Linked DNA regions of Homo sapiens: all the other regions are linked to region 1. The links are chromatin loops, found by intact Hi-C in ENCODE. Cell type or tissue: PC-3. All regions are shown on one strand. Each heading gives the region's core, and the rest is flanking DNA. Links, peaks and the distances in the headings are about the cores only.

Evidence for each region. Hi-C counts contacts between places; a loop is a spot of excess contacts. Peaks named below come from ENCODE experiments on the same cell type or tissue, not always from the same donor. Only the 100,000 strongest peaks of a DNase experiment are listed, where the experiment ranks them.
Region 2: a loop joins it to region 1, with 6 times the contacts of the local background. A loop is called at or near these places in 3 of 110 quality-filtered maps.
Region 3: a loop joins it to region 1, with 2.4 times the contacts of the local background. A loop is called at or near these places in 3 of 110 quality-filtered maps.

The regions. Positions count from the first base shown.
Region 1 is chr2:40,649,105-40,660,344 of GRCh38, reverse strand. No RefSeq gene overlaps it. Among named protein-coding and RNA genes, the nearest start is that of LINC01794, 92 kb to the left of the region's middle. In PC-3, for the core only: no CTCF peak of the experiment used is centred there; a DNase peak (open chromatin) is centred at 6,304; H3K4me3 peaks cover 648 bases; H3K27ac peaks cover 1,941 bases.
Region 2 is chr2:40,754,603-40,765,842 of GRCh38, reverse strand. It overlaps LINC01794 (long intergenic non-protein coding RNA 1794), which reads right to left. Exons shown (of 4, transcript NR_183396.1): 2 at 11,214-11,240; 3 at 10,624-10,705; 4 at 885-1,586. The region is part of intron 2 of LOC105374497 (a long non-coding RNA gene); the gene reads left to right. Among named protein-coding and RNA genes, the nearest start is that of LINC01794, 14 kb to the right of the region's middle. In PC-3, for the core only: a CTCF peak has its summit at 5,572; a DNase peak (open chromatin) is centred at 5,592.
Region 3 is chr2:40,729,462-40,740,701 of GRCh38, reverse strand. All of the region lies in intron 2 of LOC105374497 (a long non-coding RNA gene), which reads left to right. It overlaps LOC105374491 (a long non-coding RNA gene), which reads right to left. Exons shown (of 3, transcript XR_939993.3): 3 at 8,397-8,504. Among named protein-coding and RNA genes, the nearest start is that of LINC01794, 11 kb to the left of the region's middle. In PC-3, for the core only: no CTCF peak of the experiment used is centred there; a DNase peak (open chromatin) is centred at 5,661; H3K4me3 peaks cover 300 bases; H3K27ac peaks cover 985 bases.

The DNA of each region.
Region 1 (11,240 bases), core at 3,822-8,821:
CACTTTTAAATATTACTAAATATTCTGTGAGTTGAAAGTCAGCACAAGTCATTTATTGAGCACTCAGGAATAAAGATCATGTGTAATAAAGACTGACATCCACATCCTTCAAGTTCCTTATGTTTTCTGGCATGATATGTATCTCTGTAATGGAAAGGGAGAAGTGAGAGTTATTTATGGTACAAGTGGAGATGATATATTTTTAAAGGGTCATGCAAAGCTTTTTCTAATACAAATTATCGGCTTTTGGAAGAGTGAAGAGAAGCCATAGCTACATATAAGGCAGGAGTGGGGGGTCAAGGATCTGGCACACATACAAATGTTTCATAATACAAATTTTTTCCAACAATAAAAAATAATTTAAATCAAATCATCTTTTTAAGTTAAAAAGGGACATACTAAAAATTTCTAGCAAGTAAGGGCTAAAATATATTTTATACTACTCATTTTTTTTCTATTTTATTTTAGATTCAGGAGGTAGATGTGAAGATTTGTTACCTGGGTATGTTGGGTGATGCTGAGGTTTGGGGTACAAATGATTCTGTCATCCAAGTACTGAGCATACTATCTGATAGTTAGTTTTTCAACCCTTTTGCCTCTCCCTGTCTCCCGCATCTAGTAGTCCCAGTTTCTACTGTTGCCAACATTATGTCCCTGAGTACCCAATGTTTAGCTCCTGCTTCCAAGTAAGAAATTGCAGTATTTGAGTTTCTGTTGCTGCATTAATTCGCTTAGGATAATGACCTTCAGCTGCATCCATGTTGCTGCAAAAGACATGATTTAATTATTTTGTATGGATGTGATACTACTCAGTTTTTATCTTTATATGTATGAGTTGCTGTTTAGTGTATGTGCTTTTTTATTGTTCTACTTAAGTAACACCCCCCCAAAACACACACACACACACACGCGCGTGCACACACACACACACACACACACACACACAGAGAGTCTTAAGGTTTAAATCGTTTTACTTGTATCCTGATTGCCTGCCTTCAGCTCTTTAACAGATTTTACACATAAATTCTTCAAACACAGATGGCCTCTGGAGCACCACCTGAAGTTTAAGAAAAGAGTCTGGGGTTTGTTATCTTTTTCAAGAGGCCCAGTAACTTCGTTATTTAGCTGGAATACCTTTAAGCATGCAGAGTCTAACTCCAGAAGGATGAAGCCAACCCAAATGCTTGCAGCCTGGAGCAAATGGACTGCAAACCACAGAGCTCTCCATGGTCCTGCTGGAGAGGCATAGCTCATGGATTCACTCATCTCAGACAATGAAAATTGACATTCTCATAGCCCCCTGAAGGTATTTTGAATCCTATTACCTTGATTAACAGTTACAACTACTCCTCCCAGTTGCCTTGAATTCCAATTTCATTAATCTGGTTAATAAGGTGTCTTCAAGTACCTCATCAGTCTACTCTCTTTTGTGTAATTTATCAAATAAATAATTTGTGAAGAATACTGTGCTAAAAGTATTGAGAGCATCCCTATAAAGAACACTAGACATCTACTCTGAATAAATATGTATTGTAGTATATATAATAACATATCCACACACATTGCTGTGTTTTAAGTGAGGATGGCACTAAGTTTTAAAAAAAAGGATGGAGCAATATGCAAACTTTGCTATGTATGGTCATGTATTAGGCCATTCTTATGTTGCTATAAAGAAATATGTAAGACTAGGTAATTTATAAAAAAAGAAGTTTAATTGGATCATGGTTCTGTAGGCTGTAGAGGAAGCATAGTGCTGGCATCTGCTTCTCCAGAAGCCTCAGGAAGTTTTAATCATGGTGGAATGCAAAGCAAGAGAAGGCAGTTTACTTGAGGAAAACAGGAACAATGCAGGGAGAGGGTAGGAAGGCGTCACACACTTTTAAACCACCAGATGTTCAGATTTCATGAGAAATCACCCTCTGTGGTGAGTATAGCACCAAGCCATGAAGTATCTGCCACCATGACACAAATACATCCCACCACCACCCACCTCCAACACTGGAGATGACAACTCAACATGAGATTTGGAGGGGACATCCAAACTACATCAGGGCATGTACAAGTATACATTTCTGGGAGAACAAAAATACCATGAGAAGGTGAAAACAGTTGAAAACTTTACACACAAAGGTACAGAGAATTACTCTTCGAAATTGACATTCCCTTATATTTTTATTTTTAACATATTTAACCATTTGTGACAAAGCCACAAATCCTTAAAAATCAAAAATAAATCATGTGAAATCTACATTAGACCCAATATGGAGAAAAGCTAAGAGAATTTTTAAAACATACTCATTACTTTTTCCTTGTGATTAAATCAGTGTTCTTAATTTATATTCCAAAGGCTTCAATTCTAGATCTTGTTCTGTCACTTATTGCCTGCATGCCTCTTTTGATCTCAGCTTTCTTCTTTAAATTGAAAAATTCGGACTTGAAAATCTATTAGTTCTATTTTTGTTTAGATGAGCCACAATGCTATGATTTATAATGTGTCCTATAAATACATCTGTTAAAAATATTTGCCAATTATATACTGTGATATCTGGCAGATCATCAGATACATGAAGTTCTTAAAGTTCTAATATATTTTAAACCTCTATTTCTAAAAGACACACCCAAATAATGGAATAAAATATTTACATGTGTACAAGTTAAAAATTTTGCAAAATATTTTTCTATGCGTTTCAAAAATTTTAGAAAATAGTAATATAACTCGTGATGTAGTGATAAGCAAACTTCGATTAAAATTGTAACTTTCTAACTCTATTGAGTTTAATATATTTATCATGTATCTGCCATTTCTAAAAGTACTAGAATATGTGACCCAAGTTACGGCAATTGAATATCTTCCTCCATGATTTTTAAAAACTGAAATTAAGTGGGTACAGCAATAAACATTGTCCCCATAGAAGTTTCTTCTAATCATTTCACCCAGAAGTTGTCAGTGTTATTGAAGTTCACCAGTGTACTGCTTGCTGGGACTGCCATACCAAAATATCACAAACAAGGTGGCTTAAAGAACAGAAATGTGTTTTCACAGATCTGGAAGCTAGAAGTCCAAGATGAATGTATAGCAGATTTGGATTTTCTGAGGCCGCATTCCTTGACTTGCGTATAGCCACCTTCTTTTTGTATTCTTACCTTGTCTTCCGTCTGTGCACAGACGTCCCTGGTGTCTCTTTGTGAGTCCCAATATCCCCTTCTCATAAGGACTCAAGTTGAGTTGAATTAGGGCCCACACTGATGGCTTCATTTTTAACTTAATCACCTCACTGAAGGCCCTTCAAATACAATCACATTCTGAGGTATTGAAGTTTAGGGCTTCAATGTATTAACTTTGGGGGGAAACAAGTAAGCTGTAAAAGCTGGTGAAGGGGTAAGAGGGGCCTCTGCATTCAGGGTGTAGATGTTCAGTTGATTCCCCAATGTTCAGTGTGTGTCTCTACCTTCGGTGTTTGTTGATCCCAGGAACAGTTCTCTTCACATTCTCCAGAAGCTAAACTTTGGGTTTCTGGTGCTGTGAGTTTCACTACCAAGTGTCGAAGATCATCTGGGGATTTCTTCTTAGCTTCATTTTAATCTATTCTTCAACTATTGCTTGATCAATTCTCCCTTTTTTAGTACCAGTTGTATTGTCATTTCCAAAGTGACAAGTGCTATCAACTTTTGTGTGTGTCATATAATGGTATGTGACAGATTGCATCTTAGCTTTCTCCTCTGCTTCATTAGAGATTATGTTTCTTAAGTGTGTTGAGTCAAGAACATTTTGGCCACTTACTTTTCTTCTTTTCTCTTTTTGAGGGGATGTTCACCTCTGTCACCTAGGCTGGAGTGCAGTGGCACAATCATAGCTCACTGCAGCCTTAAACTGCCAGGCTCTGAAATTTTGTGACTCTTGTATCCTCTCACATTCTCTTTATCTTTGATTATTTATTCATTTTGCAACAGATCTTCCCCTGTCTGACTTTTGAGAAGGGGTTCTTGAGAGAAAAAATAGTTGTGTTCAACCTGCCATCTTTAATCAGAGGTTATAAAATTTTTAAGTGAGAATATCTACTCAAAGTGGATGTTATTCATAAAATTCAGATTCCTTATAAAATGTATATTTGAAATTTTATAACTGAATTTGTTATTCAATGCACATTGTACAGTTTAATTCACAATTTAATCAGTTTAGCTCTTCCATTCTTTTCTGTAATTATTTTTGCTCAATTTCTACAGTTGTTAAAATTCAGTCCTAAGTGGGGAGCTTGGAAAGAGGGCATAAATTTAAATGTCAAGGAACTGGTTGCCATCTAGTGTAATTTTATACCTTCTCCTTTTTATATTATTGCTAAAGTTGCTAAGGGAGAATTTTTTTAAAGCAAGATGAAATTGATACTTTTTCATCTCAATACAGTATTCAATAAATGTTCATTGAGAGTATTAATGAGAGAGAGAAACATTTTCATGTTTCTTAGTATTTATCTGTGCTAGCAAATTTACTTTCACAGCTGGGAAAGTCAAAGTTCAAAAAATTTAGTAATCAACTGAAGGAGCAGTCACTATGTTATCTGCAGTCATATTATGTAATATAATGATCACATACATGAATGATTTGGTGATCTAGTGTTTGCTTGGATTTTTCCTAAAGTATTCCCTAGGATTATTTTCATAAATAAATATTTGAGGGTGATTTCCATCCAGGAATAAAACACAGCATAGTAAAACTTATTTAATCAACAAACTACATAGATTATGCCACTGAGTTTTACAACACAGTTTAGTCTTAGTTAAAAGCTGCCTTCTTTATAAGATACGTCATTCAACTTTAAATTTTACGTGCTTAGCCAGAAAACCAACAATTATGAAACCACGAGAATTATGTGTGTCAATAGAATCAGTCAAACTCTTCTAAAACTGCCATGGCAACTTAATTCTAAAAAGATGATTCATTTTCTGTAATAAAAATACTTGTAATATATGTAAAATATAGAATAATTAAAACAATTTTAAATATACCTGCATATAGTACATGCATTATACATGCATACACACACATATGCTGAGAAAACAAGAGACCGACAGAGATGTAGAGAAAAAATTATTAATGAAAATTATATCTTTCTTTGTGTCAGAAATCCGAGAGAAAAAAAGACAAATAAGAAAAAAGTGGTAATATAGTTACTCTCTTAAGCCCTGCTGCAAATCACCTTATTGGTATTACACAGAGGTATTAATGTGATGAAAGCTAAGAAATTATTGCATTCTTGTTTGGAAAATCACATTGAATGTTCCATATTATATTATTTTCAAGAAAAAAATACAATCACTTCCTTCTGAACTCTGAAAATATATTTTTCTAATCTCAGTTAAAGAATCATGATTTCAATCTTCAGTTTGAAGAATAAGTTACTTACATTTTCTAATGTAATAACCAAGATGAAAAAATTGTGATACATCTGCTCCCTCTTTATTTTCCGCCAAAAATTTGGCTACAGGGTTTTTAAATAATAATTTCCACATGAAATTGAGAGTGTTTATAGCATATTGGAACAATTTTGTTCACTTTTCTTTTCCGTCCAGATTGATTCAAGGAAATAGGTATTAGAATTTTAAAAATCATGCACACATTTAAATGATTTTTTATTGAACATGGGTTAAAGTCTGTCTAAGGAGAAAGACAATTTTGGCTCTAGCAATGAGTTCTGTAAAGCATCCAGGAAAATGTTCAGAAACAAATAAAGGGTGTGTTATAAAATTCCTCAGGATGGCACAGTTAATCACACATTATATAACTATATATTTTCACACCAACATTCCTGTGGCTGCATGAACGACAGAATGTTGACAGAGTAGAGAACTTTGGCATGTGGTAAAGCTGAAATTTCTATCACAAGAGTAATTTTCTGTGCAACACATTAAAATTTCCATAAAATTAGTTCATTTGATGAGCTCTTCAAAACCTTTTCAGGTTCCAAAATGATATTTCCTTTATTTAGAGATAATATTTGCATTTTTATATCAACAAATCATATTTATAGATAGTAATAGTATATACAATTTGGAAACAGGTGAGTAATAGGCATGAGCTATTTACGAGCAGGCAAATTTTTACATCTTGTTTAGTATATGTATTCTCCTTGTGAAGAAATGAAAGGTCAAAACAAATAAAACTGTTAGGAAGAATTCCACACTTGTTATGATTTCCTTTCCAAACCACCCATTGATAGAACCTCCTGCATTAAAACGTATACACATGATAAATATTTTTTAAAAGTTAATCATCTTGTACTCATCATCTATTAGTCAACATTCTTCACTGAATGTATTCACGCTTTGCTACCTCTTTGGAAAATTTGGAAAATGAGTCACTGAACTGATTTCCTATCTTGGGTAGTTTTGAATTCTACACTGCCAAGGTAGGCAGAGAAGACAGGAAAGGAAGACTTCAGTAGGAGAAAGCAAACAGATTTATGCTGAATTTCAAAGAAATATAACAGCGTGTTAGTGAGTATTAGAGAAGGGATATAAAAAATTATATATGATGATTTTTTAAGTTTGTGTGCATATTGAAAAAGAACTCAGAGGTCATGTTTATACCTGTTTTATTGGTACTGCTTATAATTAAGAAATTTTTAAAGGTTGATTTATTTGATTATATCAGTCCCTCATGCTTGAAAAGTAGTGGATATGATAGAGTATATATGAGCATCCTGAGATTTAAAAACTGAAATTAAAAATCTCAGTGATTTTTAAAAATACAGAGCCTATAGAGCACAGCTGTGATCTAAGGTCATTTAAAAGGCAACTGGATAATGATACCCAGGAGAAGAAGATACACGGCAAAGGAGAAAAAGGCTGAGAAACTACTAAAACTTACTTTCAAAGTTGCAAAATTAGTTCAAAATTTGAGAAAAGGTCTGTGGAGTTTTTAGTTTATTTTTGCACATGAAGGGAAGAAAAATGGTAAGCTACAAGGATGTAAGTTCATCATGCATAGCCTTTAAAGCTCTGTGTGTTTCCTGCTTCTCTGTTCTCCGCACTCTACAGCAATAAACGAACAATGGTCCTCAAAGCTGAAACTCACTAAATTATGCTTTCTGCTTAACTGGGGTAGAGTAGCTGGGCCTACCCAGGCACAATAAGATTGTGAGTGGGAAGTGCTTTATTTACAGAGAAATGTTTTATAAATACTATTATTATGAAACCTGTTATTAAAGCTGCACCCTGGATTTAGCTGATGCGTTTCTGGAGGCAGTGGGTGGCAACAACGTTCTTCACTGCTCTACCAGAAGTATGAGCATCCTCTTGACTTTCTCCATGCACCGAATCTAGGTTCTATTGTTTTCTGTTTCTTCACTTTCTCAAGGAACTCACCCTCCCTGCTTCTCACAGAAGGTCCATCCCCAGAAAGGGAGAAAATCATGCAGGAAATCTCACAAGAACAAGTCAAAGTAGCAATTTTAGTAAAAATAGCTGGATTTAGCCCATAATAAAATAGCTTTTTACAGAGTTGGCCTCGCACACACATTCATTACTGCACATGTCTCCCACACACTCTATTTGCCCAAGGGTGTCAGCTGACAAGGAGCTTAAATCATCCTTAGAGATCCTTACAATTCCTCCAGTTGCCTCTTAAGATGAGCACTTATCAATTGTGTCCTGTCTTAATTTATTAATATACAATTTGGTACATGTATGACTTCTACATATCCAAGGTAGCCCATCTTATAGAAACGTTTTTATATTCTTTTCTTTCTTCGCATAAGAGAAGCATTTGAAATTACATTTATGATGTCCAAAATTTTATGTCCTCTCACACATATTTAAATAGTAGCTTGCACGTAAAAATGTTCAGAATAATAGTTGAAGCATATATCGACATAGGAAATATATGCCAATAAGAGTTGGTTCTCACAACGAACTATGAAATGAGAAATCCCCTACAAAAGACATAAAACTGGTGTTGAGCTCTGCCATGTTTGTTAATAACACTGCAGCTTGCGGAACTAGGTATTTTCTAAATTTCAGAGACTTTGTGATGATTATTTCAAACAGCATCCAGAAATAATGAAATTAGTCTCCTATTCGTGGGAGTAAAACAGCATAGTTGAATAGTTCTCATATCAGCCTTTATATAATGAACTCTTATGTCCATGAGAACAGGATTATTAGGGCATCTGCCACATCCCTTTCAGTTTTCAGGTGAAGAAACTAATAACCAGAAAGATGAAGCTTCCTCTAAATGTTACACAATTTGTGAGAAAGTAAGTACCCAAATCAGGATTCTCTGATTTAGTGGATTTTCAGTTCAGTATTCCTTCAGTTACTATATTCTTTAGTTACACTGCTTTTGTGAAGTAGGACAATTCATAAATGAAAATGCAATATTTAATATTAAACCAAAACAATGATTTTTTTTTGAGACAGGGTCTCACTCTGTTGCCCAGGATAGAGTGCAGTGTCATGGTCACAGACCACTGCAGCCTCAACCTCCCAGTCTCACACAATCTTTCCACATCAGCCTCCTGAGTAGCTGGAAATACAGGCATGCACAATTATGCCTGGCTTTTTTTATATTAATATTTTGTAGAGACAGAGTCTTGCTGTGTTGCCCAGGCTGTTCTCAGTCTCCAATTCTTGACCTCAAGAGACCCTTCAGCCTCTGCCCCTCAAAGTGATGGAAGTACAGGCGTGAGCCACTGCACTCTACCTAAAACAACTAAATTTAATATTTGTTTTTAAAATTTGCAAACTCTAGAGTTCTTATATTTTAGATTTATATATATACTTTTTCAACTTTTATTTTGGGTTTGGAGGTATATGTGCAAGTTTTTTTTAGGGTAAGTTGCATGGTGCCGGGATTTGGTGTACAAATAATTTTGACACTCAGAGAGCATAGTTCTCGATAGGTAGTTTTCAACCCTCACCCTCCTTCCAAACTCCACACTAAAGCAGGTCCTGGTATCTATTGTTCCTCTCTTTGTATCCATGCGTACTCGATGTTTAGCTCCCACTTAGAAGTGATAACATACAGTATTTGGTTTGCTGCTCTGGTGTTAATTTGCTTAGGGATAATGACCTCCAGCTCTATCCACGTTTCTGCAAAAGACATGATCTCATTCTTTCTTATGGCTGCATAGCATTAAATGGTGTATTTGTACCATATTTACTTTATCCAGTCAACTGTTGATAGGCATCTTGGTTGATTTCATGCCTTCACTGTTGTGAATAGTACTGTGATAAACATACACATGCATGTGACTTTTTAGTAGAACAATTTGTATTCTTTTGGGTATATACCCACTGATGGGATTGCTGGGTTGAATGGTAGTCTCTTTTAAGTGCTTTGAGAAACCTCCAAACCATTTCCTACAGTGGCTAAATTAACATACATTCCCACCAGCCTTGTATAAGCATTCCATTTTCTCCATAATCTCTCCAACATCTATTATTTTCTGCCGTTTATATAATGGCCATTCTGATGTTATCTCATTGTAGTTTTGATTTGCATTTCTCTAATGATTAGTGACATAGAGCATGTTTTCATATGCTTGTTGGCCATGTGTATGTCATCATTTGAGAAGTGTTCATGTTCTTTGTCCATTTTTAATAGGTTTATTTGTTATTTGAGTCCTTATAGATTCTAGATATTAGATCTTTGTCAGATGCATAGTTTGCAAATAATTTCTTTCATTCTATAGATTGTCTTTTTACTCTGTTGATAGTTTCTTTTGCTATGCAGAAGCTTTTTAGTTTAATTAGGCTCCACTTGCCTACTCTTGATTTTGTTACAATTGCTGGTGGGAATTTGTATTTTATGTGAAACTACCAAAAAATAAAACAAAGTAAAAATCACCTCTCAGAGAGAACCTATCTTATTTTGATATAGTTCTTTACAATTTTCTCTCTCATTCTTCTATCATAATCATGTGTGAATATATTTATATAGATATTTATGTGTAAACATATAAATAATACTGAAGTGATATGGAAAAAATAATTTTATACATTTATTCTTTTGTTTTGGTTATGAGCATTTTCCCATAGATTTATACATTTTAAATACATTTTTGTTATATAGTTATTATTTATAATAATATAATACATAATATGTAATATAATACATAATATTATGTCCTATTGGCCCTAAATTTTAAATCATCTCCCACTCTAGCTATATTTTATTTTATATTTACTTTTTTTCTGTTTCCAGAAGAGAGATAACACTTGCTATAAAACAATATGCCAAGGAACTTTAAAATAAGTTAATTTGTATTTACAAAAAATCTAAAACTTCCAAACTTACTTTTATACTGTATTCTGATTGTTGTGATCATTTCTGTGTAAAAAGCCTTTAAATTAGGATTGAACTCAAGACAAAGAAATTGTTCTTCTCTTAGGAAGTGATATAAATGATATAAATGGAAGTGATATACATAGGACTCCTTTGTCCAATAGTAGAATAGAAGGAACATCTTATAAAATAAATTACAAAGAATTGGCTGTGGAATCTGGAGAGATAACTAAATGAGTGTATTTATACACCAGGAAAAAAAGCAATTTTAAGAAGTTTTTAAACAGATTTAGGTTCTGATTATGCAAATGAAGAAAATTATATTGACCAAGTTAACAAAAATGTCATTGCATGTGCAATGTGTAAGCATCATGTAAGATGGTAGGAACAAAAAGATATATGAAATATGACTCCAGCTCTCAAATAATTCACATCCTAATAGGACACACACACACACACACGCACACACACACACGCACACACACACACATGCACAGCAGTGACTAGTATAAAGTTTTCCAATCTAATAATTATAATGTGGATGTTGCAGAATGGCAGAGGAATGATCAATTCATTTTGACCTATGTTTGCAGAAGAATGTAGAAGACTTCTCAGAAGGAAACAGTTGAAAATTACTATCCTAGGGGTAAGAGATAGAATACTCCACAATTAAATAATTATGAATGAATAATAGGTTGTGTGCTGGAGGAATAACAGAAGATTCATTCTATCATTTATTCCACAAAAATTTATAGAATGCATACCACATATCAGGCACCATTTCAGACACTGAGAACAGAGCTCTGAAGCAGACAGCCAGAGCCCCTGCCTTCCAAAGAAGTGAAAATTTTGAGGAGAAGAAGGGAGGTATTGAATCTGGATCTCAAATTTAATTTGGGACCTAGGGATATAACTTTGAGCCATCAGCGTATAGATTTTTATTTGAAACCACAGTACT
Region 2 (11,240 bases), core at 3,523-8,522, 110 kb before region 1:
GTACTTACTTTGACATGAAGATGCTTTCTCTGCTGAAATCTGCTCTATATCCATCTATGCACAGTGCCCCTATTTACATTAGCTCTTACATATTCCCTAAAAGACTTAAAGATTAAGAGAGTTTGGCTGCCTTTACAATTCTTACTTTGTTGCAATATCACTTAATTTTGTAGCATTTAAACTGCATTGAGTTACAGCAATAATAAAGTCTCCAACCATCCTATTCAGTCTGTGCTTTAAATGAGGTTAAATTTCTACTAGACCATCTTTGAAATATTACACCCATGTATAAAATGAGGCGTTTGTATTTTAAAACGTAATTCTGTTGGGAAATATTAAGACCCAATTTTTTTCAAAAACATTGTCAACTGCACCTAAGTTTTATACTTAAAAGAGTGGAGAAATTAAAAGGTCATAATTATTGATAATATAAGTAAGGACAAATCACATATTGCATATAGCAGATACTCCTAATCATTGGTGAAGCATTAGCACACATATTTAAATCATATTACACTTGAAAACTCAAATTATTTTGTAAACATATCAGGGAACCCAAAAGGTCAAGTGTTGTTTTTGCCTTATAACTATTATAATTCAAGGACTGAGAGGAATGATATATGTCATGTGATCTGGATGACACACAATCTCATCTTGACATCTTCAAAAGGACCACTAACCAAAAGAATATCCCTGTTACAGAACATTCATTAATACAAGTATATCATCTTTACACAAAACCTATGAGAACATTCATACTTACTCACTTATAAAATATCACTCTTTCACTACTAGGCCCCCACAGGCCCTTGGAAATTCAGTGGAAATCTGAGTTTCTTACATTTTTTTTCTCTTCTACAGCAAATTTTTATTTTATAAAAGCCTTTTCATTTTAAAGCCTGTTTTTATTTTACATTCAAAATACAATCAGATATGTGGGTGAAAAGAGATAAACGTGTTGATGGGAAGCTTTAGTGATAAAGATAGAAATGGCATTTTACATTTTTTGTTTGAAAACAGAATAACAAAGATTGTAAAACCTGTCAAGAAAGAAATGTAGAATGAAGCATGTTTGGTAAATAAGTTTGTATACATGATGACAAAATTAATATCTGGAAATTTGAAAACAGTTATTTTGTTGATTCTTCCACATTGTGGCAATAACAGGCTTGATATTCCCTTCTCTTTAAATAGATAATCCTTTTCTTGATTCCCCCAGGGAAATCAATATTAGGATAATACATTGAAATACAGATGTATATTTCAGTGATGAGATATGCTTGCAAAAATAATTGGTATTTATTATTAGTTATATATAAAATCTTAGTTCACTAGTATCCATTTCCTTGATTTAATGAAAAATATTTTGCTGTGGGCATTGTCTTCACAAAGGGACATGGTCTTGTCCATGGCCTAAGATTTTATCTGCCAAAGTTTGCATGTTGAGACTTCCTCATATGTTAGCCACATAGTAGGATACAGACTGTTTCTGGTATTTTCATCACCTTTTCCTTGTAGATTACCCCCCAAAATCAGCAACTTCAGCCATCCAGATCACGCACCTTCTGAAAAGAACCAAAGTTGCCCTAAAGTACAATTAATAAAGACATCTGGATTAGTATTTCCTTCTAGAGAGCTAAAATATTCCCATAGTACTTTTCCTGATTATTCCATGTGATATATATTTAGAATTTGCTCTTTGTGATGAAGAGATTTTTATGTTCCAAAATCAACTTTTCTCCAAGGTAGTTTGCTATTGTCCAATATAAACTTTTAAACACACACACACACACACACACGCACACACACAGACACCAATATCCATACTTAAAATATTGTTTAAAGTTTCTGTTACCTTTGCAAAGCAGATTTGGGATTATTTTTACCAGCTATTTCCAACCACCTATTAGAGTACCTAATATGGTTTGGCTGTGTCCCCAACCAAATCTCACCTTGAAGTGTAATAATCCCCACATGTCAAGAGCCGGGCCAGGTAGAGATAAGTGAGTTATGGGGGTAGTTTCCCCATACTGTTCTCGTGGTAGTGAATAAGTCTTACATGATCTGATGCGTTATAAATTAAAGTTCCCCCGCACAAGCTCTCTTGTAAGACATCCCTTGCTCTTCCACCATAATTGTGAGGCCATCCCTGCCATGTGGGACTGTGAATCAATTAGACCTCTTTCCTTTATAAATTACCTAGCCTTGGGTATGTCTTTATTAGCAGCGAGAGAACAGACCGATGCAGTGCCCATGTTAAATTTTCAGGTAAGAAATTTGCAACTGTGGGAAGGTTTCCCAGAATGGTAAAATTAGACACATAACCAGATCACTATTTCCTAACATGGTTACCTTTGGCTATATTTCCCTCAGAAAGGAATCTGTTGAGACCATTTGAGGACATTAAAAGAAGAGATTAAATTTTAGCCAGACACAAGTTTTCTCCAGGAGACATCAAGTTTTATATAGTCCCTTACTGATAATTTATGACAGTTTCCTCCATGATTTAATATCTCCATTCCATGAGACATGGCCTGGTTGCTGAAACCTAAACTACCTTCAATTATCAATGTGTTAGGCCTAGAAACTCCATATGTATATAAACACATGCCCACACACATATGTATATATGTGCATATGTATGCATCTGTTTCTGGAGTTGTAACGTGCTTTCTATATATGTAGTTAGTATATCAGTGATGATGAGATTTAATTTCTGGTTTATCTGAGACTTCATAATAACCAGTAATATTTTACTGACATTCAATTATGCCTTAAAGTGAACTCAGTAGAACTAGTATTTCGGTGAATAAGTCATAGAATCGGGCCCACTTTGAATCTTTACCGCTTACTAGCAGTATTGTAGAGTTAAGAATTTAAGTTACCACTTCAATATGGAGAGAAAATATATCTGCTTCACTTCTGTACCTCATTGACATATAGTAATGAATCAAATTTTAACTTTTTCTCTAATTATATCTTATCCTTTCATTTTTAAGTTTCTTTTGATTTCCAACAATTCCTATTCTGAAAGTATAATTGACAGTTTAAATTTCCAAGTCCTATTAAGGCTGTTTTACCCACACTTTTCCTTTTTAAGACGACATCTTGGAATAAGATGGCATGGATGTCACCATGAGATTGGGGTTAGTGGTTATCTTTGTCTCATGCTGGTCCTTGGGTGGCTCTCCACTGGCTGTGTGGAGGCTGGTATACCCTAAGATGAGGATAGTCTGTTCATATCCACAAGCATCCTACTAGTATGCATTAATGAGTTCTGTCCTCCTGGCCTAGCCACAATCCTATAGCTTTCCCTCGATGACTTATTCTCACTGAGGCCCAAGGAACTTTTCCTGAATCATGACTGCAGGATAAATGAACCTTCTCAGTAGCCCTTAATATTCAAGATCCTTTGCTCCCACAGTGATAGCTACTAGATGTTCAGCTACTTTTTTATACTCTCTTCTAGAAAATGTAGGAATCTGTGGGTTCCTGTAAGGGTATATGGCTACAGTACAGCTTAGGAATGCCTTCCCGTGTTCATTTATTCTTTCTCTGCTCTTTCTCTGTCATCTCCGTATTGGCACATGACAGTGTGCACGACCATTTCTTCCCAGGTGGCCAAATGGTGGACAAGGATAAACTATCCTTGATTTCAGCTTTCTCTCTAAACCTATTCAATAAGCTTTCCTACTCTAAGAACACAGTTTGGAAAGAGGCATTTCAGATACAGAGTCCCATATCTCTGATTTCTTTCATCTTATGTGCTTTGATGGACAGAAAGTGCAAGCTTCACATTTTCTCTTCCTGTCTAGTGTAATATTTACTTCTTTCTAAAGTTTCTTAAAGTATATAATGTCTTATGGGGCAATGAAAGAAACTAGATCTCTTGGGTTAAATTTCCAAGGAACCAGGATCTGATGTGGAAATATGTATGGAAGAGAGTTACTCGGGAGTCCTCTCAGGGAGAAAATTCAACATCTACTACTAACAACAAAAAAAGGAAAGAAGGACATCAAAATAGTAAGAGAAGGAAACTTCCTCAAACTCAAAAAATGCCATCCATAAAACTCAAAAATAAGAAGAGAAGGAAATCAAAATGAGAAGCAAACTTCCTTAAACTATAAAAGGGCATCCATAAATCATATATCTGGCATCATGCTTAATTTGGAAATAGTATGTTCCTCTGAGGTGATGAACAAGTCACGATATCAACTATCTCCAGTTCTAGTGCACAGTGTGCTGCAGATTTAAATTTGTAGGGTAAAACTAAATAAGTAAAATAAAATAAAATGCATCCAGATTAAAAAACAGAAGAAATAAAATGCAGATCCATGTTCCATGTACAGGAAGCACAAGATTTCAATATTGACCCTTACCTCACACCACATTCTATAATTAATTTGCAATGGATCATATAGTACCTGTAAAACATTAAAAATTTTCTAGAAGGAAATATTTGCAGCCTTGTATAGGCAAAGATTTCTAAGGGCACCTAAGAACAAAACATAAAAGAAACTTCGATAAAATGATTATTATCAAAATTAAAATTTTTTCTCCTATAAAAGTCATATTAACAAGTCTGCAATAGAATGGGAAAACTATTATATATATAAAAATATATAAAGCGTTATATCCAGAACATATAAAGAACTCTTACAACTCAATAGGAAAAAGTCTAGTAACTCAAGAACGTTACTATGTCTCACTAGGTCAAGCTCCTCATGACCACAGATTTAAGGAAATGTATAGTTGCTTAAATGTTTATAAGTAAATGTGTTATAGTAATCATTCCACTAATTCTATCTCTTTGCATAAAATTCACAGTTTACAAACCAAATAAAGTAAATTAAAGTTAGTTTTGCAATAACTGAATTATAGAGGATTAAGAATTGTCATTTTTCATTTGGAAGGGAAACTTCAGAATTTAATTTTTTTTTTACATGTCATATATGTGTGCTAGAACAAAAGGAGATCTGGGAGGTGGGAGGTTCTTACTATTTCCATGACTGTGCGTAGGTTAAAATTTAAACCTTTTAATTAAGGCCATGTCTCCTAATGGGCCAGAATTTTACAAGTGTAACAGTTTAAGGGATTTTGAGACAATTTTGCTGAATCCCAAGTAAGTACTGGCTCCATGAGTTTTCCTTCCTGCTCCTGCCATCCTCGACACTACAGGTTTACTGACTCCCCCTTTTTAGGGGAAATATTAATGTACTAAGCCGCTGGTAATTTCAGTGAAATAATACCTTTTTCACAACATATAATTTGGTTAGGCTGATTGAAGTCTTGAAACGCACTGAGTGGCATATGTGCTAAAAGACCAGGGGATGATATGTAGATTGTGATCTCTAGGCAGCTTGCCTTGAATAGCAATGAAAGGAACAGTAATGAGATTCCACGGGTACCTTGATCTGGATCTTGTCTTTTAATGATAGGCCACATTGGTTCTTCTTACTACTTAGCTTAGCCAATGCTAATCCAGTTTGTGGAGACAGTGGGGACAGAACATTTCAGATCTTCGTATGGGCTCTATTCTCTTATTTGTAACATTCTGGGTGGGGGAATATAACATGTAACCACTGGAGGACAGCAGAGAGCCAGGAGCAGATGCAGTGGTGCCTTGCATGGACACATTTGGAGTAGCAGTTGATGCAGTAGTCTGTAGCCAGTTATCACACCCCTGAACCAGGCTCCAACTTAATTGGAGAAAAGAAAAATACTTAAGTGCTATCCATAAAAGAGACTTAGAATGTAGTCCTCTAGCGTATCACGTCATTGGTATAAAATTTTGGATACTAAATGGAACAAGTAATACATAGAAATGGAAATGGTAAATGCTTCAGAATCAAACAAGTATTAATCTATTTAACACGTGTGTGTGTGTGTTTGTGTGTGTGTCTGTGAGATTTTAAACACCACTGCATTCAGACTAGCCAACAAACATTTCTTGAGTGGCTGCTATAAACCATGTACTCAGCTGGAATTTGTAAATAAGAAGATATAATGAAGTTCAGAAAAAGTTTTGAACAGAGAACTGCCATTATAAAAGGAATGTTTAAGGCAAATTCTCAAGGATGTAGAGACATGGCCTATAAATAACTTTAGCCCTAATTTAGACAGGAGTAGTAGAATGTGAAGATGTTATCACAATGCCAGTATTTAACAGAAAATAGGAGAGGTAAAGATAGACAATGAGACCTAATTGGAAAGGATTAAATGAATTGGAAGGTAAAGTATGAGAAGCATATCAAAATCAATACCATAAAATGCATCTAAGACATAAGGAGAGTGAGGCTAGGAAAACAAACAAACTAAAATTTTAAAATTCTGGACTTATTTCTAATGTTATTGGAATAATTAAATACTATTCCAGAAAAATTGAATCAGTAAATTCAAGAGGGCAAAACAAGGGTATATCACTTTTTAAACTAAGAGTGGGAGGAAAGAGAATAAAAGTAAAAGCTGACAACTACGGTTTCACAAGTTTGAAATTGAAAGAAGAGAAATAAGATTGCAAAGGGGGTAACATTTTTAGAAGAGAAAGAGAAAATGTATGAAACTTAGATCCAATCATTGATATGTGTCAAATACTTCAAAAAGTAAATTTTAATTTGTTTTAGAAATAGCAATAGCTAAAACTAAAACCAAAACAGAAACACAAATCATTTTCTGTTTGAAGCCATAAACAACACATTGGAAACTTGTGATAAAAAATCATCCATATAGATTCATATTATAATGAAGATCTTCTAGTACTTTCAATATCTCACTGGACAGAATCCAAAATGAGCCTACATTAAACGGAGTTTTGGGCTGTTACGGTTTACAGTAACAAGAAGAATTTCACTTCCTAATTGTGTTTGGTGAGTTGGATGTAGCCCAAGTAAGAAATGTGTTGGTGGAGTGCCTGTGTTCATTTCATTAGGCTGCTAGGAGATGTTATAAAAATGACATATTACATTTATATACAAGTGTTTTTTCCACAGAGCTCTAAGCACTGTATCTTTCTCTGAAAGTTCTGCATACTTATTAACAAGTACAATACTCTTGAGGGGAGAAGGTTATAGATATTATTTCTCTTTTTTGCTGGCAAGGGTACAAAGAAGCAATGTAATGTGTTCACAGAGACAGAGACAAAGACACAGCAAGACAGTACTTGATTAGCTTAACCTGTATTTATGAGACATAATTAGCGTGCCTAGTATCTGCAGGAAATGTGGCAACTAGATTGAAGAACTACCACATCCACCAATGTGAGCAAGCTATGGGAAGAAAAGATTATGTGCTCACAACTTCTGTAATACAAAACTTTATCAAAGGAAAAATCTTATGAGATCTATGCTGACCAAATAGAGTAAAAAACTGGAGTATTTAAGCAAGCATCATGATATACCAATTTCTATACACACACACGCATACATTATATATATATATAAAGTTCTGGGACACATGTGCAGAACGTGCAGGTTTGTTACATAGGTATACATGTGCCATGGTGGTTTGCTGCACCTATCAACTAGTCATCTACATTAGGTATTTCTCCTAATGCTACTACTCCTCCAGACCTCCATCCCCCAACAGGCATCAGTGTGTGATGTTCCCCTCCCTGTGTCTGTGTGTTCTCATTGGTTCAACTCCCACCTATGAGAACATGCAGTGTTTGGTTTTCTGTTCCTGGATACACCAATCTCTATGCATATCTTTTCCGGACTTTGTAACTAGAAAACATATAATGAAAGTCTAAGGAAGGGTTTGAAAAGGAAACTGGCATGAAAAGAAATAATTGAAGCAAATTCTCATGGATGTAAAGAAACAAACTGTTAATAATTTTAGTTTTAATTTGGACATGGTAGAAGGGTAGGCCTTCTTTGGGTTTAGGTTAACTAGTTTCAGTTATCAAATATGTTTTTAAAATGTATGTGTTGATTTTTTTCCCAGGAGCACAAAGAAGGTAGAAAAAGTTCATAAAATGATTGAATGGATTTGGAAACTCTTATATTCCCATTGTCTACACGTTTAATTATCAGGAAAAAAATATGTGTACAAATTCTGGATTATATTATAGATTTGGGAAAGAAAATCAAATACGAAAAGTAACATTTTATGCTTTTGGCAAACCAACTAGGTATTTAGTGTTTATTGTTTCAAGGTAGCTTCAATAGCGAGAAAGTCTCAGTGTCTTAATTCGCTGAAGTCCAGACATTCAGTAACTCCTTTGCCTAATCAAAATAAGTCAGGATTTATTTCAAGTAATATTTTTCATCAAGCTTTGATGTTCAAGAAAGGGATAGTCAACTTTAGAATAAAATCTACTTTATACTCAGTACTTAAATTTTGTATTACAATACTCAGTCTTTTCTTGGAAATTTCATTAACTTTTCTCTTAAAATCAACTTTCTATACTTTGATCATTCTGTGAGTATTATTCTAGATAAATCTATACCTATTTATTACAGTAACAGAGGCTATGATGATAAGATATGGAACCATCAAATTTTAAACAAAAGCAATGCTTGTGATGTAAAGAAGAGTCTTAAAAATCAAACAGTTAAATGAAACATGGTAACGTGCATGATAGGATATTACACAGCTATTTGGAAAATATGTCTCGCTACATTCTTTATGTAATGGAAGTGAATCTGATATAGTATTTAACAAAAAAGTAATATACATAATAGTGCCTACAATATGATCTAAATATTTATAGAAAAATGCACTAACAAGTTAACTTTTTAAACTGATTGATGAACTTATTGGTGATTTTTATATCTTCATTATAACGTGTGATGCATTTTCAAAAATTTCCAAATGAGCTTGTATTACTTTGTCAGGAAAATATGAAATAAAAGTTTCATATTTACATTAACAAAAAAATCAAACTGAGATATGCAAAAGAAAAATAATGCTGGCCTGGCATGCTGGCTCATGCCCAAAATGCCAGCACTCTGGGAGGCCAAGGCAGGTTGATCACTTTAGGTCAGGAGTTTGAGACAAGCCTGGCCAACATGCCAAAGCCCCATGTCTACTACAAGCACAAAAAATTAGCTGGGCATGGTGGTGCATACCTGTAATCCCAGCTACTCGGGAGGCTGAAGAATGGGGATCACTTGAGCCGAGATTGCACCACTGCAGTCCAGCATGGGTGACAGACTGAGAGAGGCAGGGAAGGAAGGAAGGAATGAAGGGAGGGAGGGAGGGAGGGAGTGGGGGAGGGAGGGAAGCAAGGAAGGAAAGAAAGGGAGGGAGGGGGAAGAAAGAGAGAGAAAGAAAGAAAGGAAAGAAAGAAAGAAAAAAGAAAGAAAGAAAGAAAGAAAGAAAGGAAAGAAAGAAAGAAAAAAGAAAGAAAGAAAAGGAGAAAAGAAAAAAGGAAAGGAAAGGAAAGGAAAGAAAGAGGGAGGAAGGGAGGAAGGAAGGAAGAAGAAAGAACAAGAAAGAAAAAAGAGACAGAGAGAGGGAGGGAGGAAGGAAATAAATCTGTGTTTGAGAACTATGATCTTTTTATCACTAATACCTTGGGATAAAACAAAGAATCATTTTGTGTGTTTCAGTGTTTGATAGTGTTGTGCTTCCAGCTTTAATATAATTCAGTTATGGCTTCCTTAATAGTATCAAACTGTTTTCTAAGTCACTAAAAAAAAAAAAAAAAAAAAAAACAAGTATTTAGTATAAAACGTTATTCAGGATCCAGACCTCCAATAAAACATTTTGAAGCATATATGGCAAATTATATCAATTGTGGCTATTGAAAGAGTGAAGTTGACTGTCATAGTGGCCAAAATCATTGACTCAATAGGCTAATAGTACTATCAAGATCTTCCAAAAAATTCTGCTGTTATAAGTCTCACTCTATTAATGTAGTTTATTTGCTTACTAAATGAATGTACAAATGGGTAAGCAAGATTTAATGCTGATTCTTTAGACCAAAAAAAAAAAAAAAGAGTTCAATTATTTTTCTGGAAGCAAAGCACACACAACCAAACAAATACCAAAAGTAGTCATTCAATTCTATCTTTGCATTAAAAAGGAGCTTTTGAATTTTATGCAATTTGGAAAAAAAAATGTCATATGTTCAGAAGAGAAATCCTCTGTATTCTCTGTTAATGAGAGACATTTTAATCGAAATGTTTTTCATAAAGTTCATCTAAATTAATAATCACAATATATTAAAGTATCCTTAAAGGTGGGAATTACATAGTTTTTAATATTTGATATTAATTAGTGATAACAGGCACTCTTACCTATGAAATCGTTACTGTGAATAAGAAACTACCAAGGGCTACGTGGCTTAATTGATATTCAGATACTCATCTACTTTTAAATGTTTTATAAAATTTCAAAATTTAAAATGTTTCAAAGTTCATCTTTTTGACCAAAAAGTTAAATTATAGAATTTCGTTTTGTGTAGAGATTAGGAAATATGCTATTTAGTCATCAGAAGAATACCATCGGTATGAAATACTTTGTAGTGTTAAGTACTATTTGTTATTAAATATACATTTTCAAAGACACATGTTGATTTATTCTCAGGTGCTCAGACAAGAAGGTAGAAAAAGATAATTTTTAAAATTTGAATGGATTTGGCAACTCCTATTTTTCCCATCAGTCTAAATGCTTACTTACCTTATTCATCCATAAACTGTCTTCATTCAGAAATCCCATGTTAAATACTGTGTTAAGTTCTCAAAATAGCTTCTCCCTGATTCTTCAGGATAAAAGGTATATTGCAGATGTCATCTCCATGGCAGATTTCCTGTCTATTAAACCCATCAAATGAAATCCAAGCAGTGATCACAGCCCTTTGCTCTGGCATAATCTTAAACTCCCCTTTGCAGGTGAAATGGTGGCCTGGAATGCAGTGAAACTGGGTAATAAGCATTGCATGGTCTTTTAGAGGGATATTGAAAGCTGCTCCTTCTATTTTGTATATTGAACTAGTGTTTAGAATTACTCAAATCAGTCTAACTTCTTGTACTTCAGTGTAATGCATACATTTATATAAGCAGCAACACTGGAATTGTCAGAATAATGTTGTCTATTGATCATCGTATTCAAAATGTTCTTCTCTAGGCTGAGAAGTCATTTCATTTTAATTACTATCAATTCAAATTACATCTTTCTTTTTTCCAAGCAACTTTGCTACTTTTATGTTCAGCCTACTTTGGAAAATAATCACTGCCTTTCCTTCTGTAACCTAAGTAAAGTAAACTTACGATTTTTAAATGTGGAAAGAAATGGAG
Region 3 (11,240 bases), core at 3,348-8,347, 81 kb before region 1:
TTTTCTAAGTCTTTTGAACACTTTATTTCGTAACTCCCACCCCTTTTCTGTCACATTGCCAAGTTCTGGCCTTGACATGTTCATTTTCCAGGATATAGCACTGACTGATAACATTATCATTATGATCAGGGCTAGCTTTGCAGAAAGTAGAGTGACTGAAACACTAGAAGACTCTCCAATCCCCCACATCATTATTCTTCATGCTTAAAGTTCAACATGTCATTTCATTTAATAATTGCCTTTTCTGTCCAGATTATCTTTTGAAATGCAAACTGTTTTAGAAAAAAATGAATATGCAAAAACCACGGTGTAAATAAATTTATCAGTCATTTTCTGTAGGTGAATAGAGAGAACTATTTAGTGTTAAGAAAGAAATTAAAAGAGACAAGAACCTAAAGTAGAGGCTGGAACACCAAAGATAATTATATTATTCCTTAGAGCCAGATGGGCTGATTATTATTTTTGATCGAGAACACACTGATCTTAGCCATTCCAATTCTGCTAAAAACTACCCTTTGATGACTGCTAATAATGAAAGTAATTTTTTTTTGCTTTCTCACATATATTCTCCTTCAGTATTATATTGTTATACAATAATACAATTATTATAATGATTGTGTTATTCCTTAGAGCCAAATGGATTATTGTTTTTGATTGAGAACACACTGATCATAGACATCCCAATTTTACTAAAACTACCCTTTGATGACTGTTAATAATGAAAGTAAATTTTTTTGCTTTCTCACATATATTCTCCTTCAGTGCAGTATTGCTAATAATCAGTGGCTAAATGTTAAAAAGACACCCTAATAAATCTGCATCCACTCATGAAAGACAGAAATGAGCACTCAAATACTATGACACTGTGATGTGTGCACACATGGTCTTGCCACTACTGTAGTCTTAAATGGCTAACTGGGTATTGATGTCAGGTACTCCACATGCTGTAGAAAATAGCCTGGCAGTGAGTGTTTTGGAAGGTCAAAGGTTTAGGGAAGAGGACAGATATTTCTTTCTTGAGAACCTTTAAATGGAATAGCAGTAGGAATTCCAAAGCAGAATGGTAAAAACACATATTACCCTCACCTTCTTTTTTGAAATTTACTCAAAACAACGTGAACCGAAATCAGAAATTCAGCACAAACTCTACCCATAATTAAGCCAGAAGAGAGCTGTTGACTCTAATCAAAATGTATCAAGATAGAAAATGGATGCAATACATGTAAATGACATATCAAAGAGAAGATTTAAATTAAGAGTAATGAGTCATGGTAGAGAAAAGTATCTTCAAAAGCACATGTATTGATTAGTTCTACAGACACTCAAAAGGCTCAAGAATTCACATAACTGGTCAACATAAGAGTGAGAAGAAGGAAGAGGACTGAAAATAGGGAACTTTTCAAAAGTATTTATAAAGAGAGGTGAGACCCCAAGGGTCTACATTAATCCATCTTTTCTCACTGCCCAGGGAAGGAAAGGTTTATCCTCTGTGGTGTCCTTTTTAACTCAGATTATGTCATCTTCTGGTGAAAGCACTCCAATAATTTCCTTTCACTTTTTCATGTTCTATTTCTGTTTCAGAAAAAAACGTAACTAAAATGTTATACTTTCTCTAAGGGTCTTTGATATACTTAATTTTTAAATAGGAGTAATTAAATTTAAAATTAATTTTTCCCACTTGAGTGGGAAGATTGCAGACTACTGACCAGTAGCTTTAATGACTGTCTGCATTCAAATCTACACTCAATAGTTATATGTCATTGACAAGTAAGTTACTTAACCTCTTTGTTCATCAGTTTCCTCATCTATAAAATGCTGGTGATAATAGCACAATTGACCTTTGAACAGGGCAGGGGCTATGGACCCCCTTTGCAGTCAGAAATCTGTGTGTTACTTGTCATTCACCCAAAACTTAACTACAAATGGCTTACTGTTGACTTAAGACCTTACTGATAACATAAACCATCAACTGGCACATATTTTGCCTGTTTTATGCATTGTATACTGTATTCGTACAAAAAGTATGCTAGAGAAAAGAAAATGTTATAGAGAAAATTATTAAAGGAAGAGAAAATATATTTATTATTTGTTAAGTGGAAGTGGATCATCATAAAGACCTTTATCCTCATAATCTTCACATTGAGTAGCTGAGGAAGAAGGGGAGGAGGGGCTGGTTTTGCTGTCTCAGGGGTGGCAGAGATAGAAGAAAAACTGCATATAAGTGGACCCACACAGTTCAAAACCATATTGTTCAAGGGACAACTATTTGTTGACTACATATCATGAAATTGTTTTGAAGATTAAATATGTAAACATTTACAAAATTAGCCTGGAATATAGAGTGCTATATTGGAGTTTCCTATTCTGTTATCTACGTTCTGCTATGATGACCACCTCCTAAAATCTGACAGCGAGAACTAGAAACATATAAAGATGTTTTAAATAATTATTATCATGAGAATAAATTGACTCAAAGTTAGAGACGGCTAGTTACTCATGTACTATCAATTATCTGCATCTTGTCACTGATATATTCTAATTTAATCTAGCGCAACAAAATAACTGAATGGAAGATTACATTTCCCAGTCTTTGCTTGCAGTGAGATACAAGCAGAAGCCATCAGGTAAGAATATCTAGGAAACCTATTGAAAGTGAGAGATTTGCTCTTTTAGTTTTTCCTACTTCCTCATTCTTCCTTCCTGGAATACAGATGTATTATCTGGAGCTACAGTTGTCTTCTTGTACGATAAGGTGACCACAAGCATAGAAAACGTCCTAAGGAAGGCAGAAAAGAAAGATTTTAAAAGACAGGATTCCTTAATGTCAGTAAAACAGCCGTACCAATTCTGGAATTCTTTTATGCACAATTTCTGTGAGACGAAATTAAGATTCAGTCATTTTAAAGCCTCTTTAATTTGAGTTTTGCATTATGTGCTGCTGAAGCCAATTCTAACTTATATAGATGCCTGTAGTGATTCCATTTGACCCAAATAAGATTATTTGTACTATTTTTACTCAATTAAAAATACAAAATTAAGCCTTTAAAATAATATAAATTCAGAATTAACTACAGACCCTGCAATGAGAAACATTTTTCAGTTAGTTTATTCTTTCCATAAGAAGTTTCTCCCTGTTTGTTTTATGATTATATCTCCTCTGTGTCATGGAACAGAGTGTCTTTTGTTTATTTCTTGTAAAGCAGATACAAAATTTGAGTGTTCATTTTACTGTTGGTTTTTCCAGCATTACGAACCCCAAGCTTTTGATCAAATTTTTGTTAGCCTTTTATGTCTGAGGACACTTTGCAGTAATGAATAGTGAACCATTACGATGCTCATAATGTTCACAGTCAATAAAAGGACCATTTTATGTGCATTTGTTGGCAAGGCATACATATGTGAGTTTTAGGACTGGGGAGAGTAAGCGAAAGTAGCTTTTTTTGTTGTTTAACTTAATTTCAAAGACTTCTTTTCCAAGTCTCATTGAAGTCTTCGGTGTTGAAAAAAACTATAAAGACCCTCCTGGCTTCCAGTGACTTGATTTTATCATCCATGTACCACATAGAGAACCACAATATAGTTCCTCGAATACTTGACATTTTTTACATAGACTTACGTAGGTTAGAAGACACTTTTTACTCTGTCTGCTTGCATAGTCCAATGCTGTTCTAGACAACATGATATGGCAGAGACACAGGGATGATGAGGAGTGGTTGGAGGGGCCATTACAAAGAGGAACAGAATACAGTAAATTGTTACTGTAAATTTACTATCTATACCTCTAATATGTACCTTTACTAAGTATACCTCTAATCATCACCTTATGAGACATTAGCAACTTTTATATTTCCAAACCAGCCATCAACACCAAGGGATCTGAACTTAACTGAACTTGTTTGGGTTCCTTCATCATGTCTACAAGAATAACAAAACCACATAGCCCCGACACATTCATCAGGATAAAGGAGAATGGCGGTGAATGTGATTATCACCAGGTATCTCTCTTAAAGAAAGAGGGAAATCCAAAATCACTTGCTTCCGAAATACAGAAAATACTCCCAATTTTTAGATGTCTATTTATCATTTTCACTGAAAAAACATTTTCCCAAGATGAAATAATAAAGAAGAAGGAAAGCAGGCCACAGCATCTTTAAATGTAAGTTATCTCAAGCCACTTTTATTTTTCAGTCTGTCTCAGCTTCATTTTGGCAGTTTTATTCTCCTTTGGAGAATGGAAAAAAAGAAATCAGGTCACCATCAAGCTTTTATTCTTTGGATTAGAAAAGGCAATGAAGGCTGCATGAGCAGCAGTATCAGTAGCAAGGACATTCCAAGGGCACAGCTGTCCCAGATGCATGTAAGGAAATTCCTAGGCTTCAGATTGTGATATTCAGGGTGTAAAATTTCACAATACCCCAAATTGCTATTTTGTAACAACAACCTTAAATTATGGTTATTGTCTTAGTTCATTTGGGCAGCTGTAACAAAGTACTATAGACTGGGTGGCTTATAAATAACAGAAATTTATTTCTTACAGTTCAGGAGACTGGGAAGTCCAACATCAAAGTGCCAGCAGATTCTGTGTCTGGTGAGCACCTGATTTCTGATAGAGAGCTATCTTATGACTCTAACGTCACATGGCAGAAGGAGTAAGGGGTTTCGCTGGGTCCTCTTTTATAAATGCACAAATTCTATTCATGTGGGCAGAGTCCTGATGCCCTAATCACTTCCCAGAGGCCCTATATCCTAATACTATCATCTTGGCAGTGAGAGTATCAACATATGAATTTGAGGAGGAAATCGACATTAAAATCATAGCAATCATATCTTTATTATTAAGTAAGTTATCAAACATTTCTATATGTTCACTTAGATATAAACCCTTTGAAGAGAATGATAAAAACGTTCTCAATGATCCTGGCCCAGTGGCTCCGTGGTTATACGTGGTAAATAAGTACCTTACTATCTCTTCCCCTAAGAGGGCTATTGAAATGCACAAAGCATGTAGAATGGGTAAAATGGTTGGTTTGTGAATCATAAATCTTTTGAACTCCTGTGCCTAGATTGCCATATTAAGCAATTTTTTCGAAAAAGGATTTCCATTTAAATTTGAATTTTAGATGAACAACTTTTTTTTTAGTCTAACTATGCCCCATGCAATATTTGAAACATACTAAAAAAAGTACTTGTTGTTATTTAAAATTCAAATTTACCTAGGTGGGCATCCTGTATTTTATCTGGCAAGCCTACCCCCACCTCATAATAGTACATTTAAAACATTCTTTTAAATATCGAATAAGGTAGATTCAGTCACTGAAGAGTAGACATGTATCTTGTTTCATGTGACACAGTTTAAACAAGTATGTTTTAAACAGTGTGATATAAAATATATTGTGAAGTTCAATTGTCGTTCCATCTAGTTTACATGATTTTTTCTTTCTCTTTAGCTGTCCATATTAAGTCCATAACACATCAGCTTATGGAATCTCAGAAACTCATGTAGAAGTGGGTTTTTTTTTTGTGTCTTATCACAGAAAGATACTCCTTTGCTTTGGAGATGGACTTCCAATCATGTTCTAAAACTAGATTATGAGACCTTTAACTGAAGCATTCCATGAGGTTCTGCAATTATTTTGCCTACCCTGAAGACTTAAAGAAAGTCAAATTCGACATTCCTGAGGTGGCACAACAAATATTTTCTGTATATTGTCATCTTTCTTGTTAGTTAAAATGGAAAATATATACATTCTTCATTCATTCGTAATATAGTGGTTAACATTATAAACCCTATAATTAGGCAGCCTGTTTTTTGTTTCTTATTCTAGCTTCATTGTGCCACAGTCCTTATATTCTCATGCTCCATTATATCATAAAACCTCATGATGTTTAGGGTTTTAAGAATTTGTAAAAAACATACAATATTACTTAATATTTTAGTATCAGCAGAGAAAATTATCCAGGTAGATGAAAACTAACCTCTTTAAATTCCTAAACATTTAATGATTAAATACTTAAATAATTGGGATAAATTATTTAAATATGTTATATGTTTCCACAACTTATAATAAGAAGTAGAACATAGAATATGCTTTTTGAAACTCTGGAGCATTTATTGGAATGCTAATTGTTCTCAAGCACAAACGAAGCAAAGCTCTGGAGAAACATGGCCCAGAAGAATCTTTTTTCAGGGGCAGAAATGTTGTGTGTCTGTGCTATCCAATATGTGGACACAAGCCACATGTGGCTACTAAGCACTTGAAATGCGGCAAGTAAAACTGACCTCCTACATTTTAGATTTAATTCTAATTAATTTAATTTAAATATTTGCATGATGCTTGTGGCTACTCTATTGGACAGTGCAGATCTAGAGAGTTGAGTTGTGAGGGTTTTAAGATCTTATGACTAATTTCTTTAGTTTTTTTTTTTTCTAATTCTGTCTCTTCAAGAAAATTCCATGTAGTTAATTGGTAGTACTTGTCTTTAGTGAACTTCGTAACTGCTTTCTATTTTTTGTTTCTAATAAGCTCAGAATAATTGTAAAAATACACTTTTTAGAAATACACTCATATTAAAAGCAGTCAATTTGAATGAAAACACAATTCTTTCTTAAGAGGAAGGAGTATGTGCTATTGTATAAAGATGCCTCCCTAAAAAGACATTAAAAATAAAGGTCTATGTTAGTTGTGAAAGTTTTTTTTTTGTTGGTCCCCAGCAAGTACCATAAAGTTGACTTATTGGCTAAAAGCTCTCTAAATTAAGGAGTATGCTGTATTTACAAGAATCCTTCACATTTTATTATAATTTTATATTTAATTGTAGTTGATATTAAAAATGCAGAAAATTAGATAGTTGTTTGTTATCAGTGCTATTAAATATGTTGGAGAAGATCCAAGAAAATAAGGAAGGTCTGAGATAGACCAGTTCTTGTCATCAGGAATCTAATTAAGGGATGTTAATCCTGTGGTCTTGAGAAACTAGGCTAAGAGAAAGATTGTAATTATGTGGGATTATGTAAACCACCAGCAAACCATAAAAAGGTATAGTTAATCAATAGTACTAAATAACCATCACAACTTGTAAAAATGTTGTTTTTTGGCCATTAGACAAACGATGCACAGCCTGGTATTTACTAATCCTGACGACTGAATGACATAAGTGATCCATTTGAAAATTACTGTTGATTCATTTATATTCATTTGGAAATAAGACATTCACCAAAATAGAGATAATGAGAATCTTTTACTGTATTATAAAAAAGAAAATGAAAACCTAAACACCCAGGATGCAAAGGATTAACTTTTTTGTTTTTTGGCACTTGTGTCAAAACCTCTAACTCACACCTTCTCCAGATAGTAATTACCATGTCAAAGAAAATGCATAAAACAGGCAGCAAAACAACAACATATCAATCAAAGGTGTTGATACAGACAGAGCACATAAACAACAAAAAAGAAAAGAAATAGAAAGTCATGGTTTCCAGGCATTGTACCTCAGACAATGCAGGACTGTAACTCTTGAAAGAAGAAAATCCATAGCACAGGGATAGAAGTATATGGCCGAACCTGGCAATGTCTCTGAGTTGAAGGGACCAACTGGGTGTCTAGGGAGATCAATGTGTGTAGAGTTTGCAAGACAGAATAACAGAGTCTGGAAATCTACCAGGAGTCTCCCTCTGATCTTCAACTGAGTACTGGTGAGCACATGCATATGATAAAAATACCTGAGGGCAAGGAAAGAAACAGAGGAAACAAAACAAACAAAGGAAACATTCCAGGGGTTGTATACAGGGCCAGCAATTGTTTATGTTCCTCCATCCACAGTAAAAATCCATGTAATTCAATTTAAGAATTACTCAGAATGAAACTTTCATAAAATCAACTGTTTTCCAAAACTTTCACTATGTTGCAGAACAAGGTCAAGAATATTTATAGGAAATATCAAACATGCAACAAGTTCACAATGTCTAATATCCAAGTGAGAATTGTCAGGTATGAGACAGCAAGAAAGTGCAACCATGATGAGTAGATGGTCAAAAAGATCCAAACCAAAGTTCCGAGTATGAAAAATAAAATGAGGTGACAACTATGCTAGTTTTTCAGCACTTTGGAAAACATTGACAATGCAATGCCCTCCAGATGATCCAATCATTCCATTTGTACTTACTCAACAGAAAACTTGCACTTAAATTGTCATAGAATATTGATTTTTAATACCCCCAAATTATAAATAACTCAAATGCCCATCAACAGATGAGTGAAAAAACAAATTATAGAATATCCATATGTGTCAGTCAGTTCAGGCTGCTATAACAAAATAGTTGGCTGGGAGGCTTAAACAACATACATTTAATTCTCACAGTTCTGGAGAATAGGAAGTCCAGAATCAAGGTGCCAGTAGATTTGGAGTCTGGTGACCGTCCTCTTCTTTTTTTGCTGATGGCCTTCTTTTCATTATGTCCTCACGTGGCCTCTCTTTGGTGTAAAAGAAAGAGCTCTTGTTTCTCCCTGTTTTAATGAGGGCATTAATACCATCATGAAAACCTCACCATCATTACCTAATTACCTCCCAAAAGCTTTAACATATAAGTTTGGTGATGGGGGACACAAACATTCAATCCATAGCAGCATACATATGGAAACATAGTATTCAACAATAAAAATAAATGTACTATTGATTATGCTGAATAAAAAAAAGCATTACCTGCCTCTGAAAAATTAAAAGAATATATTCTCTATAATCCCAATTATATAAAATTATTTCAAAAGCAGGGAAAACTGTAGCTGAAGAAAGCGTATCTGTGATTGCCTGAGGATGGCTAGGTGGGGGAGAGGCAAGAGGGAAAAATTATAAAGGAACATAGGAGAATTTTGGAATTTCTAGATATGTTTATTATCTTGATAGTGGTGATGGTTTTACATGTATTTATAGACACATACACATACATCAAATCTTACAGCTTATTTTTATTAAGGTTATGTTTTAAATTGAGATCAATATAGCTATAAAAACAATAAAAGACTTAAAGGACATGATATAAATATTTGAAAATAGACACATATAGTGCATATTTGGTGCTGGAAATTGTTCATAGAACATATAAGCATTGAGTATTGTGTTTGTAGTAGACAGTCAATACATATTACTCTACCATATGGTCTATGTAATATTTTTATTTGAAAATATGTGGCATAGAGCTCAAAGTTTATATCTAAATTACATCTCTAATCACAGTATCCCTCTGGACCTTTTTGGCTTAAACTCAAAAAAGTGAAACAAAAAAGGTTTTACTAAGCCCTGAACCCCAACAACAGTAACATTTAAACACACACACACACAGAAACACAGACACACACAGAAATACAGACACACATTATCTTTTTCAGTAAAATTAATAGCATTCCTATTTAAAGTTATGCATATGAGTTTCTAGAACTCTTTTTAGTGATACCTAGAAGTTTTTTAAATATAACTTATTAACTTATTAAACAGACTGGCACTTACTGGTGCTCAATAAATATATTTTTAATGAAACAATGAGCAGTTTTTTTATCATTTGCATGTTTTATAAGGGCCTGTCTATGAAGATAGCTTCCAATAATGTTTAAGTGATTTCATTATGAATTGGCAGCATTAAAATCACTGCTTTTTATAAAAAAAACAATTTCTTTGTATTCATATGTCCTAATTGATAATGTTAAATAACACTAATGAAATAATATTAGTAGTGTCTAATATTTAAATTTAAAAATAAAATAATTTTTGAAATATTTTTATAATGAAAATACTACATATTGTATCTTGTAAGTTACAGAGAAAGCAGTATTTAGCGGGAAATATATAGCCTTAAAGCTAATATTAAAAAGGTAGAAAATACTGAAGGGTGATTTAGCATATATTTACTTAAACACTTTGAAGAACAGTACAAAAAAATTAAAATAGAAATAAAAACATAAGGAATTTAAGAAAAAACCTTAGAAAAATATTAGAATACATTTACAAGGCCAAAATTTATTATTTGAAAAATTAATAAAATAGACAAGTTCTAATGACAGCAATCAAAGAGAATGAGAAGCAGCACAGTAAATATTAAGATATGAAAAGACTACATAACTACTAGTATACTAGTACCACTCCCCCCAAAAATAATAGAATACTTTGATGCTTTTTTTTTTTTTTTTTTTTTTTTTTTGAGACAGAGTCTTGCTTTGTTTCCCAGGCTGGAGTGCAGTGGCGCGATCTTGGCTCACTGCAAGCTCTGCCTCCCAGGTTCACACCATTCTCCTGCCTCAGCCTCCCTAGTAGCTGGGACTACAGGTGTCCGCCACCACGCCCAGCTCATTTTTGTATTTTTAGTAGAGACGGGGTTTCACTGTGTCAGCCGGGATGGTCTCGATCTCCAGACCTCATGATCCACCCACCTCGGCCTCCCAAAGTGCTGGGATTGATGCTTAGTTTTATGTGTCAACTTGGCTGGGCTATGGTGTCCACTTGTTTGGCCAAACACTAGTCTAGATGTTGCAGTGTAGATATTTTGTTGATGTGATTAACATCTACAGTCAAATGACTTCTAAGTAAAGAATGATGATGATGTGGGTGGGCCACATTCAATCAGTTGAAAGGCTTCAGAGCAAAAACCAAGGTTTCTCAGAAAAGAAAGTTTCCTTCATCAAGATTATATTCTAATAATATAATAATCTGTTATTTGAATAATAGAAATCCTGCCTGAATGTCTATCTGTTCGCTTGACCTATGGGTTTGGATTCAAGACTGTGACTCCAACTCCTGCCTGAGTTTCCAGCCACGTGGCCTTCCCTACAGATTTTGGACTTAACACTGTGATTGCATGAGGCTATTTCTTTAAATCTCTCTCTCTGAGGAACCCTAACTAGTACTAATATTACAATAATGTAATACCAATACATTTGAAATATGACAGCAAAATTGACTGAAAATGAAAATTTAAGCCTGCATACTTTTATGTTCATTAAAAAATTAATTTGATTGAAACCTTTACACAGAGAAATTACCAAGTTTATATAGTTCTATAGGTGAATTCTAATTTATCTCAAGAAGTTGATCATTAATTCTATGTTGTCCCTTCCAGACAATAGTAAAATAGGAAGCATTACTTGTCAGATTTTATGCTTTATTTAAAAACCAGACTATTATGCTCCAAGAAAAAAAAATTACACCCTAAAACATCACTCCCCCAAGAAATATATACAAAAGCTCCCAAAGAG